3 separate regions of the Homo sapiens genome follow, and regions 2 and 3 are each linked to region 1. The links are chromatin contacts, found by Hi-C or POLR2A ChIA-PET in ENCODE. All regions are on one chromosome and are shown on one strand. The core of a region is the stretch at or near the end of the contact, and the rest is flanking DNA. Distances in the headings are between cores, read along the strand shown.

Region 1 (3,388 bases), core at 646-3,145:
CCCGGCTTACAAGGGAGCCCATGGAATACAGTGCGTCTACTGCACGTTACCACCACCACTCCTACAAACAACCCGAAGGGTAAGTCCTAAAGACGTGTCTGCAGCTTTGCCTTCAAACAGGAAGAAAAATGTCAAGTTACCAGTGACTATGGCCACTCTAATAAGCTACAGCCAGGGATCTAACAGAAATCGACTTAACCAGTTATGATTCTAGGACAAGGAAGAATGAAAAATAAGAACGGAAGAAGGAAAAAAAACCACTTTCTTGTAAATATATTATTTACTGGATGAGCAAATAAAAACAGTTCTCTCTGGTCAAAGCTGTGCTAAGACAAAATTTATCTCAGGTATTAAAATGAAACGTGAAACAAAGGCAATACAACCTCTCGGTAAAGATGACAAAACCTCATATAGTCAAATCCTCTTACCCTAAAACGTTAACAATGTATAAATATCCGATGTCAGTGGATCACATTCTCAAATACCGAGTTCAATAAAGTAGAAAAAGATGACAAGGATAAAAATGTACTGGACCGTAGTTTCCCGTTTACCCTGTTAAGGAATGGCTCATTCACTCCGCTTGCCTTTTGAATTGCTTTGTACTGTGACGAAGCCTTTTAAGTTAGCTTCAAATTAATATTTAGCTGCAAAACAAAGGCATTCTCTAGATCCACTAATCCCTAATCAAGGAAAACAACAACAACAAAAAATCATACTAATACACCAGAGGTAGTAAACGCCTTTCAGAACAGAGCTGTGGATTGGGGCTTCCCAAGCCCCGAGAAGCCGACAGAGCAGGAAGCAAGCAAGAAGGTGGGATGGAGGCTTCAGAGCCCGGCAGCTCACCTGTTGATGAAACCATATCCGTTCCTTACATTGAACCATTTTACTGTTCCCAAAACCTTCGTTGCTGGAAAAGAAAACAAAGCAAAACAAGCCACGATTACCAGCTATCCTTTTCCAAATCCGCCCGGCTTGGGCATCCGGTCCCTCGCACGCCGGCCGCCGCGGCCACCTGACAGCCCTTTCTCTCCACCGCCCGGGTGCGGGGCCACGCAGTCGCCGCCGCCGCCGCACACGTGGGTGAGTCTGAAGCGCGGGGCGCTCCAGGGCAGGCCCGGGGCGCGGGCCCCAGGATGGGTGTGTGCGCAGGCCGCGGACGGAGAGCACGTGAGGGAAGGGGAAGCCGCTCCGGCCTGCGTAGGCGGTGCGCCGCGCCCTCCGAGCACACGCGGAAGGGAGCTGGGTGGGGGTGACGCGAACAACGGCGTGCGGGCCCGAGCGCACGAGGCCGGTCGGCGGGGAGGGGACCCCGTCGCACACGCGGTCGGCGGCGCGCGGCCGCAGGGGGAGGGGCGCGCGGCCGCGCGGGGTCCACAGGGGGCGCGGGAGGCAGTGCGCGCGCGCCTGCCGGGCGGGTCCCCGCGAGAGGGAGTGAGGGGGGGACGGGGGGGATGGGCGGCCGCGCGCCGCGGAGTCGGTGCCCACCGGCCGCGCGCCCGCCGGCTCGCCCAGCTCCGGCTAACGGTTCCGCTGCTGGGCTGCCCGAGGGCCCCACCCCCGTCCCTGTCCGGTCCTCACCGATGACCTTCTTGTCCCCGCCGGCAGGCGCCGCCGATGTGAGGCCGCCCGGGCCACCGCTCCCTGCGCCGCTGCCCGTAGTGCCGGGCTTGGTGTCGGCGGCGCTGAGGGCGGGGGCGGCGGGGGGGGCGGCGGGCGGCTGCTGGGTCTCGGCCTCGCTGCTCATGGTTGCGGTGATGGTGACTGGGGCCGGCTGCGGCAGCTGCGGCTCCTCCCGGGGTGTGATGGTAACTAGGCCGGCGGCGGCGGTGGGGCTGCTCAGGGCTCTCTGGGGTCCGCTCTCCGCTCCCGCTACCGATCGAACTAGCGAGAATGGCGGGACAGGCGGGATAAGCCCTACGAGCGACCCGCCCTAGGCGTTGTTCACTGGCCAGTGGTACTGTCAATCTGCCCACCTGACCCCAATCCCTAGCTTCTATTGGCTAATATTTTATCAGTCCTCCATTCTCATTGGACCTTTGGCGGCTAATTCAGTCGACCTACAACCGTTCCTGCCTCCGCCGGCCGCCATAGAGACCGGAACTAGAATTAGAGTAGTCGGCCACGAAAACCATAGAGTACCCGAGAGGACGGGCAGAAGGAACGTGACTTCCACGAGGCAGCCGCCGGGCTGGCGGGCCCCACGTTCAGGGTTGTGTCTCGGCTGAAAAAAAGGCACGCCCGAACGCTGGGCAGGGATTACCCGGCCGGACCCGGGATTGGAAGGGGGCTCGAAGACGCCTTAGCCCCCCGTGAAGAAAAGGCTTCCCTCCCTCCCAGCTCCAAATACGGTCCCTGTGATCTGAGAACATTACGGCGGGCATAGAGTCGTCTTTTCTTTAATGGCCGTGTAGTCGCGGCACAGCCGAGGGTTTCTGGAATTGCCTTAAACGTATGCGTTTGAAGAGCGTACCCTTTTGTCGGAGCAGTCACCTTGGAGGGACCACGCAGGCTATGGCAGCCCGGGTTCAGCATGTTTAGGGCGAGGGTGTGCTCCATGGGGACCTGCCTTCTGATCCGTTTTACCAGGCATATATTTAAAAAAATGTGTCTTCCTTTCCAAGTATTCACATCTTTTTCTACTGACCACAAATCAGATTTAATTCAACTCACATTTATTGAACAAGCTAGCCTGTTTTGTTTTTTCACTTTATTCCTGCAACAGCCACGTGATAGAGGGATTACTATCCACGTTTCACAAACGATAAAATTGAGGCTGCCACCTGATGTTACTGAAGTCCTCCACCCACCTTCTTTCGTTCTTTTTTAAGCGTCTACTATCGGCTGGGGATGGAATAGTTCGCGAGTCAGTTTCTGCCTTCTGATGGAGGCAGAAATTTAAACAGCCAACACGGTAAATACTCCAGAGCTGCAAAACCACGAAGTATTTTGGGAGTGGAAGCAGGGAGAAGGTGGAGGGCTGACTTTCCGCGCACAGGGTACAGGCGAGAAGAGGTGAGATCTCGGGAAATGCAGTCAAGTAGTTCAGTAAGACTCGAATGTGACATTGGGTTGCAGAGGTGGGCAGTCACTTAGGTATATTTAATTGGAAATATATCCTGAGGGGAAGAGTGAGAAGAGCAATTTTAGAGTCATAAGTAGGGAGGGGCATCTTTTTAAAAATGGCTGCGGAGTGGAGAATGGGTTGCAGAGGGGCAAGGAATGGAAGTAGAGAAAGCAGTTAGGAGGCTAATGCAGTATTCCTTACCCCTACCAATGCCGTCTAGGCCTGTGAGTTCCACCTCCTAAAGGCGTTCTTGAGTCAGTCCTAAACCCTCTAAATGTCAATTCAGAGTCTTTTCATTCCTACTGTCACTACTGTAGGCCA
Region 2 (3,388 bases), core at 358-2,857, 3.6 Mb before region 1:
GGGCTCAAACTCCCGAGCAGTTGAGACCACAGGCGTTCACCACCATGCCCGGCTAATTTTTATATTTTTTGTAGAGACGGGGTTTCGCCACGTTGCCCAGGCTGGTCCAACTCCTGGACTCATGCTACCTGTCTGCCTCGGCCGTCCTCCTAAAGTGTTGGGATTACAGGCGTGAGCCACTGCGCCCGGCCTCAGGTTCTATTTCTTTTTAGAAATAATAAGACTAGAAAAATTAAGGGATAAATAAGTCTCCAATTATTCTGAACCCACAGCCCAGAATGGCTGCCCCCAAGTGACCAGAGAACAGACGGACAGGAAATGAGATTAGAAACAACTAGTAGCTGTGTCGCAAAATTGATAAGAGTCCTGGTTCTAGAACCGCGCTGCTTGGCCGCAATTCCTGGCTGCACCAATTTGGTAGCTGCATGACCTTAGAAAAGATATTTAACCTCTATGCTTGTTTCCTCATCTGTAAAAATGGCACTAATAGTACCCAACACTTACTTCATAGGAATAGTGTGTAGATGAAATGAATTAGGGCCGGGCGCGGTGGCTCACGCCTGTAATCCCAGGACTTTGGGAGGCCGGGGTGGGCGGATCACTAGGTCAGGAGTTCGAGATCAGCCTGGCCAACAGAGTGAAACCCCCGTCGCTACTAAAAACACAAAAATTAGCCAGGCGTGGTGGCGGACACCTGTAGTCCCAGCTACCTGGGAGGCTGAGGCAGGAGAATCGCTTGAACCCAGGAGGCGGAGGTTGCAGCGAGCCGAGACCACGCCACTGCACTCCAGCCTGGGCGACAGAGCGAGATTCCATCTCAAAAAAAAAAAAAAAATTAATTAGTGCATATAAAGCACTTGGAATAGCAAGCAGTCAATAATTATAGCAGCACTCTTTCTCTGGGAAAGAGCTCCCTCTTCCATCACAGAATCACATCGTACATTCTTTCATTGTCCCCAAAGACACACACCTTCCTCAAAGAAAAGGAACACAAGGCCAGGTCTTCCGAACCTCCATAGAAGATGTGGTAGGGATTCCTAACCTGAGCTGGGGCAAGGCGGTCTGTTTGCTCCCCAAATCTGTGAAACGCGGGCTTCAGAACATCTGACTGACTGCAAACATAGGTCATATTTTTACAAGACTTTAGTCCACAAAACATTTTCGCTCTCAAACCTTCACTACATTCACAGAATGCAGAAGCCGAGGCCCAGAGAAAAACTAGTCATCTATCTGTCCAAAGTCACCGGACGAATTCTGGGGAAAGGTCGAGGGAACTAGAGCTCCCGACTATGCAAACCCTAGAGGGTAAACTGGGGGCTAAGAGGGCCCCGTGCGTGTTTTGGCGGGCTAGGTCCTGGGCTTCAGGGCAGAGAAGAGGGCCGAGTGGATCGCCTTGCCTTACCTCCTCAGGATCTCCGGATTCGGTAAGCATCTTTTGCTCGTCCTCCAGTCCCATGTCTGGCTACGGTTCTAGATTCAACACGAGCAGCAACAGCGGCACCTAACCCAGTTCAGGATCAAGAAGGACTTGTAAGGGTCACTCAGCGGAAATCCGGCGATCTGGCCGGAAGTGCGGCACACTCATCGTGGTCGCGAACACATGCTCAGATTGGCATGTACTACCAGCCGCAGGCAGAGGTTAGGGGTAGCTGATGTTTGCACCCGAGGAGGCTTTGCTAAGAAACATCCCCTTAGTCATACCACACCCAAGTATAATTGATCTAGGAGTTTATCTAAAATAGTAGCTCCTAAGAGACTTGGAAAGTGTGCTAATTTCTTCGAAATTTCTTTAGAATAATTCACATTCTTCCCCATATCGCTTATGGAGCCGTCCTAACTGCTGACCTTTTCAAGATGGCGGTCCGCGGGCGACACTCTCGGGCTCGCGCACCTCCCCAAGATGGCGGCGCCCGAGGCCTGGCGCGCCCGGAGTTGCTGGTTCTGTGAGGTAGCGGCGGCAACGACCATGGAGGCCACGTCCCGGGAGGCGGCGCCAGCGAAGAGCTCGGCCTCGGGCCCCAACGCTCCCCCCGCCCTGTTCGAGCTGTGCGGGCGGGCGGTGAGCGCCCATATGGGGGTTCTGGAGAGCGGGGTGTGGGGTAAGTCGCGGGGTGAGGGGCTACCTCTGGCTAAGAGCAAGGGGCGGCCCAGCGGCCGGGGGGCGCGGGGGGCGAGGCCGGGAGGCCCGGGGCAAGGCCCAGCCTGGGGCGCTGAAAGCCAGCTCGTAGGATCGGAGAATGAATTTTGTGACTGACAGGGCTGGACAGAGTAAAGACGGAGACCTAAATGGGCAGGCTGACCCGCACCGCGGCCTGGCTCGGGGGCGCGGGGGGCGAGGCCAGGAGGCCCGGTCTGGAGCGAAGCAGGCTGGGCCCGGGCGACTGAGGCTGGATTGCGGCTGTGGGCCGCGCGAACTGACACTCGGCTGGGCCGGGCAGGAGAGTCTCGGATGTCGAACCGGTGGGCAGCGATGGCCCGGCTGCCCTAGGGCAGGGGCCGAGGTTAGGAGGCCCGGCCTAAGGCAAGGCCAGGCCAGGCCCGGGGCCACCGAACCTGACTGATGGCCCCGGGGCTCCAGCATCTGCCTGACACGCCACGGGGGTCGAGATTCCGGAGGCCAAGCCGATGGGCGGAGGGGAGGACAGCAGATTGGAGAGCGAGGGAATGGGGCAGGGGGAGAGGCCGAACGAAAGGGTCGGGGCGCCGCGGCCTGTCTGACGGCCCAGGGCTGACGGGAGCGAACCGACAACCGGGGTCTCGGGTGCCAAACTGACTAAGCGACCGAGCGACCGTGCGACCCGCAGGACAGGGAGCGCCGGAGGCCACTCGGATCGGCTCGAGCGGCGAGGAGGGACCGGAGAGCGAGTGGAGGGGGGCCCGGAGCGGCTTAAACAAGCGAGGGAGGCTCGAATGACGGACAGGCGGGAAGGGCCAAGGAGGCCCCAAGCGGGGCGACGGCCCGGGGATCCCGGACTGCCGGGCTGCCGTGGCAGGGGGCGCGGCGCCGCCAAGAGGCCTTGGGCTGAATGGGAGTGAACGGGGGCCCCAGGCCTGAAGGCGGCCGGGACCAAAGGGCCGGGCCTGGATGGAGGGCGGCCTGGGGCGCCGGGATGAACGGCCGGGGAGGGCGAACCGGCCAGTTGGGCTGGGAGGCGGGGCTGTGGGTTGGGGACCGCTGGCCGCGGCCTGGCCGCTGACGAGGGAAACTTGGGTCCGACGTGGGGCAAGTGAAAGAGGGGAAAGTGAGGCTCTGCCAAGCAGGCCTAGCCGCGCTGGGGACAGGGGAGGCCTCGGGCCTGAGAGGCTGCTGGCTCTGTGAGGGTGGGGTCGGGAGGCCGGGGTTGGAGTTGGGCGAAGAGGTGGCAGGCCCGGCCGAGGCCTGCTGGGG
Region 3 (3,388 bases), core at 363-2,862, 3.1 Mb after region 1:
CATGGTATCTCCAGCCCCTGTATTGACATTGGCATAGAGTAGGCTCAGATTAACCATTTATTTGAATTAATTAATATATAAATACACATATTTCTTTAGTCATTTACTTAAATCAGTGCTTTTGAAGGGGGATGTCTGTGTCTTTTGGCAATTTCTGTTTTTGGTTTTCACAGTGATGGCAAAGGTGGTTCCTGGCACTTATGGAAGAAGGGATGCTATATATCTTGTAATGCGTGTGGACAGTCCCATATAACATAGTCCTATAAAGTGATATGACTTTTTTTTTTTTGAGACGGAGTTTCGCTCTTGTTGCCCAGGCTAGAGTGCAATGGCATGATCTCAGCTCACCACAACCTCTGCCTGCCGGGTTCAAGCGATTCTTCTGCTTTAGCCGCCTGAGTAGCTGGGATTACAGGCATGCACCCCCATGTCTGGCTACTTTTTGTATTTTTAGGAGAGACGGGGGTTTCTTCATGTTGGTCATGCTGGTCTCGAACTCTCGACCTCAGTGATCCGCCCGCCTCGGCCTCCCAAAGTGCTGGGATTACAGGCGTGAGCCACCACGCCTGGCCTGTGATACGACTTTCAAATGACCTGCCAGACTCTCATGCAGATGAAAAGTCTTTTTATAATTATCCAAGCCTAGAAGAAACTTTAAACATAGGAACAGAAAGTATTTCTGTGCCCTTAAACACAAACTAAATGTCCGGGAATGCCACCAGCATGTCAATAGAGGGGATGCTTGTGTTTGGTTTCATTGAAGCTTTACCAAAATGTGCTCATCTTTTCAGAAAATCCCATCACCCATGGATACTGCTTGCATTTCTAGTTCCTGACGATTCTACCTCTAGGTCAACGGTATCCTGAAAACTTCTCAAATCTTTATTGTATTTGGACCCAGACATTTACCTATTGGACCACCTATTATTTTATTTTAACTTATTTTATGTCACCTTCATTTCACAATTTGGCATACCATTTAATTTTTTTTTTTTTGAGAGGGAGTCTCACTCTGTTGCCCAGGCTGGATGGAGTGCAGTGGCACGATCTTGGCTCACCGCGACCTCCGCCTCCCGGGTTCAAGCTATTCTCCTGCTCAGCCTCCCGAGTAGCTAGGACTACAGGCGCATGCCACCACGCCCGGCTAATGTTTTGTATTTTTAGTAGAGACGGGGTTTCACCGCGTTAGCCAGGATGGTCTCGATCTCCTGACCTCCATGATCCATCCGCCTCGGCCTCCCAAAGTGCTGGGATTACAGGCGTGAGCCACTGCACCCAGCCCCATACCATTTAATTTTAAACCTCATGCGTGTGTGCAGGTTAAATGGCTCCTAGGTTCCATTCCCGGGTGATGGGTGGGAGGGTGTTAAGATTTATTTGTTATAGAAAGGGGCCCTGGGGTCTCCCGCAGCCGCGAGCTGGGCGGTCCTCCCGGCGCCAGGGGTCGCTGTAGCGCCGCGCGGCCGCGCCGGGTCGCTCTCGCGTGGCCGCCCCGCCTCGGGCCCCCGGGCCGAGTGGGCGGGCACGACTGCGCCCAGGTCGCGAGGCGCCCTTCGACCAGCAGCGCCCGGGGCGGGCGGGTATAAATGGAGCGGTGGCTCCCTCGGCCGCCTCTCTCCGCCCCGGGTCGCTGCCGCCTCCGCCGCTTTCGGGCTTCGCAGCCTGAGGAAAAAAAGAGAAAAAGATAAAAAAAATCTGAAAACGCTTCAAAATCCTGAAAAAAAAAAAGGAAAAGAAAAAACGAATCCTCGGAGAACCCGCGGGGAAGTCACTTTCGTACGCTTCCGGCCTGCCCCGCGCCCGCCGCCGCAGCGCTTGGCGTCCGTCGGTCTCCGTCCGTCGGTCCGGGGGTGAGCCGCCCGCCCGGCCCGCCGTGCCCTCCCCCCGCTCGGGCCCCGAGCCCCGCGCCCCGCGCCTGCCCCGGCGCACCACGTGTCCGTGCTGCCCTTCGCCGCCCGCCCGGGGCTCGCCGAGTCGGCGCCCACAAAGATTTGGTTTCCCTCTGCCCCGGCGGTTGTAATCTTAAACCGCCGGAGCCCGAGGCCTATATTTATAGAGAAACGCGTGTCCCCGAGGCCGCCGTGGGCAGCGTCCGGTCGCCTCTTAAAGGATTTTTACCCTTCGGAAGGGGATTCCCCGTTTAATTTTTTTCCTACTTTGATTTTTTGAAATTTGGAGCTTCGCACCAGGACCGCGGAGAAGTGCAAAGTCGCGGGGAGGGCCGTATTGTGCGGAGAGCCTTTTGTCTGCGGTGCTGCGGCCGTGGGAGCCGGCCCCCGCCTCCCGTTTCCGTCCCGTCTCCAAGCCCGCCGACTCCAGCTCGTCCTCGCCGCGCCGGTGCCACCTGTGAGCCGCGGCGCGGGCCCGGGCTCCGAAGGCGCCCCTTTGTCCTGCGGCGGGCCCGATAAGAAGTCCTCCTGGCGGGGCTCGGGGTGGTGGGGGGCGGGGAGATGAACGCTGCGGCCAGCAGCTACCCCATGGCCTCCCTGTACGTGGGCGACCTGCATTCGGACGTCACCGAGGCCATGCTGTACGAAAAGTTCAGCCCCGCGGGGCCTGTGCTGTCCATCCGGGTCTGCCGCGATATGATCACCCGCCGCTCCCTGGGCTATGCCTACGTCAACTTCCAGCAGCCGGCCGACGGTGAGTAGAAGCTGTGCCCACACGTGCGTGGGAGCCCGGAGGACCCCGGGAGTCGTCTTCTGGCAGGGCCCTCCTGCCGAGGAGGGCGGCATCACGACAGCATGTTGCCACCGAAGCTGGGAGCAGGGTGCGGAGATTGAGAACGCGGACCTGGCATCAGATGACTCGAGTTTCAATCTTGTTTCTACCACTTGCTAACTGGGTGACCTTGGGCTACTTATTAGTGTTGCTGGTAGTGGGGTTGGAAACCAAGGAGACTGTAAAACAGGATTAGAGTGAAGCCACTGGCATTCCACTGCGTGTGGTCCTTGTCAGTGGGGCTGGGCTGTTAGAGATCCTTGCTTGTGCCCCTCACAGGCTGGCCAAAAAGGCGGGACGTTTGAAACACAATTCCCCGCGAAAGTTTTACATTGTAAAGCTCCTGCCCGCTCCGCCACCTTTACTAACCTTGACTACCTGATGTTGTGCTGATAAAGGATCAGTCAGGGCAGGCAGGAAGCAGGGGGAAGGTTTCTGTGCGTTAAACTTTCGCAGAGACTTAGGTTAGTGCCACAAAAGCTGCGTGTGCCAGGCCACCTCCTTGGTCTGTGTGTTTGCCACTGGAGTGGAGAAGTGCTTTACTCTGGACAAATGGTATCCAGGCTCTGTGCTGTAGAGTGTCGTGGAGGTAGTTTAGGGAAGCGTCACTTGAAAATCTGGTGTCATTTGTCACCTCAGCTGTAACAGTGCTTTGCACTAGTCAGAG

What was found. Hi-C counts contacts between places; a loop is a spot of excess contacts on that map. ChIA-PET counts read pairs that join two places held with the same protein, here RNA polymerase II (POLR2A). Pooled maps may share reads with other maps.
Region 2: a loop to region 1 is called in a map of B cell, with 31 times the contacts of the local background. The contact joins the promoter of LRRC41 here to the promoter of YBX1 in region 1. A Hi-C loop is called at or near these places in 1 of 168 maps with a recorded cell type or tissue (B cell) and 5 of 50 pooled maps. POLR2A ChIA-PET finds 5 or more read pairs at or near these places in 1 of 52 experiments (B cell).
Region 3: a map of CD8-positive, alpha-beta T cell shows a loop between it and region 1 (7-fold over the local background). The contact joins the promoter of PABPC4 here to the promoter of YBX1 in region 1. A Hi-C loop is called at or near these places in 2 of 168 maps with a recorded cell type or tissue (CD8-positive, alpha-beta T cell and naive thymus-derived CD4-positive, alpha-beta T cell) and 6 of 50 pooled maps.

The regions. Positions count from the first base shown.
Region 1 is chr1:42,680,925-42,684,312 of GRCh38, reverse strand. YBX1 (Y-box binding protein 1) reads right to left here and starts at 1,895. Exons shown (of 8, transcript NM_004559.5): 1 at 1,582-1,895; 2 at 847-910. The coding sequence starts at 1,747. It also overlaps a transcript of PPIH not described here. RefSeq lists silencers at 990-1,139, 1,250-1,359, 1,550-1,749 and an enhancer at 2,190-2,239.
Region 2 is chr1:46,301,835-46,305,222 of GRCh38, reverse strand. It overlaps LRRC41 (leucine rich repeat containing 41), which reads left to right and starts at 1,607. Exons shown (of 10, transcript NM_006369.5): 1 at 1,607-2,099. The coding sequence starts at 1,901. It overlaps UQCRH (ubiquinol-cytochrome c reductase hinge protein), which reads right to left and starts at 1,525. Exons shown (of 4, transcript NM_006004.4): 1 at 1,403-1,525. The coding sequence starts at 1,456. RefSeq lists enhancers at 771-1,352, 1,353-1,936, 1,672-2,071, 3,102-3,388 and silencers at 2,062-2,121, 2,172-2,221, 2,252-2,401, 2,752-2,821, 2,852-3,388.
Region 3 is chr1:39,575,014-39,578,401 of GRCh38, reverse strand. It overlaps PABPC4 (poly(A) binding protein cytoplasmic 4), which reads left to right and starts at 1,612. Exons shown (of 16, transcript NM_001135653.2): 1 at 1,612-2,643. The coding sequence starts at 2,451. RefSeq lists a silencer at 1,358-1,667 and enhancers at 2,168-2,237, 2,738-2,787, 2,808-2,927.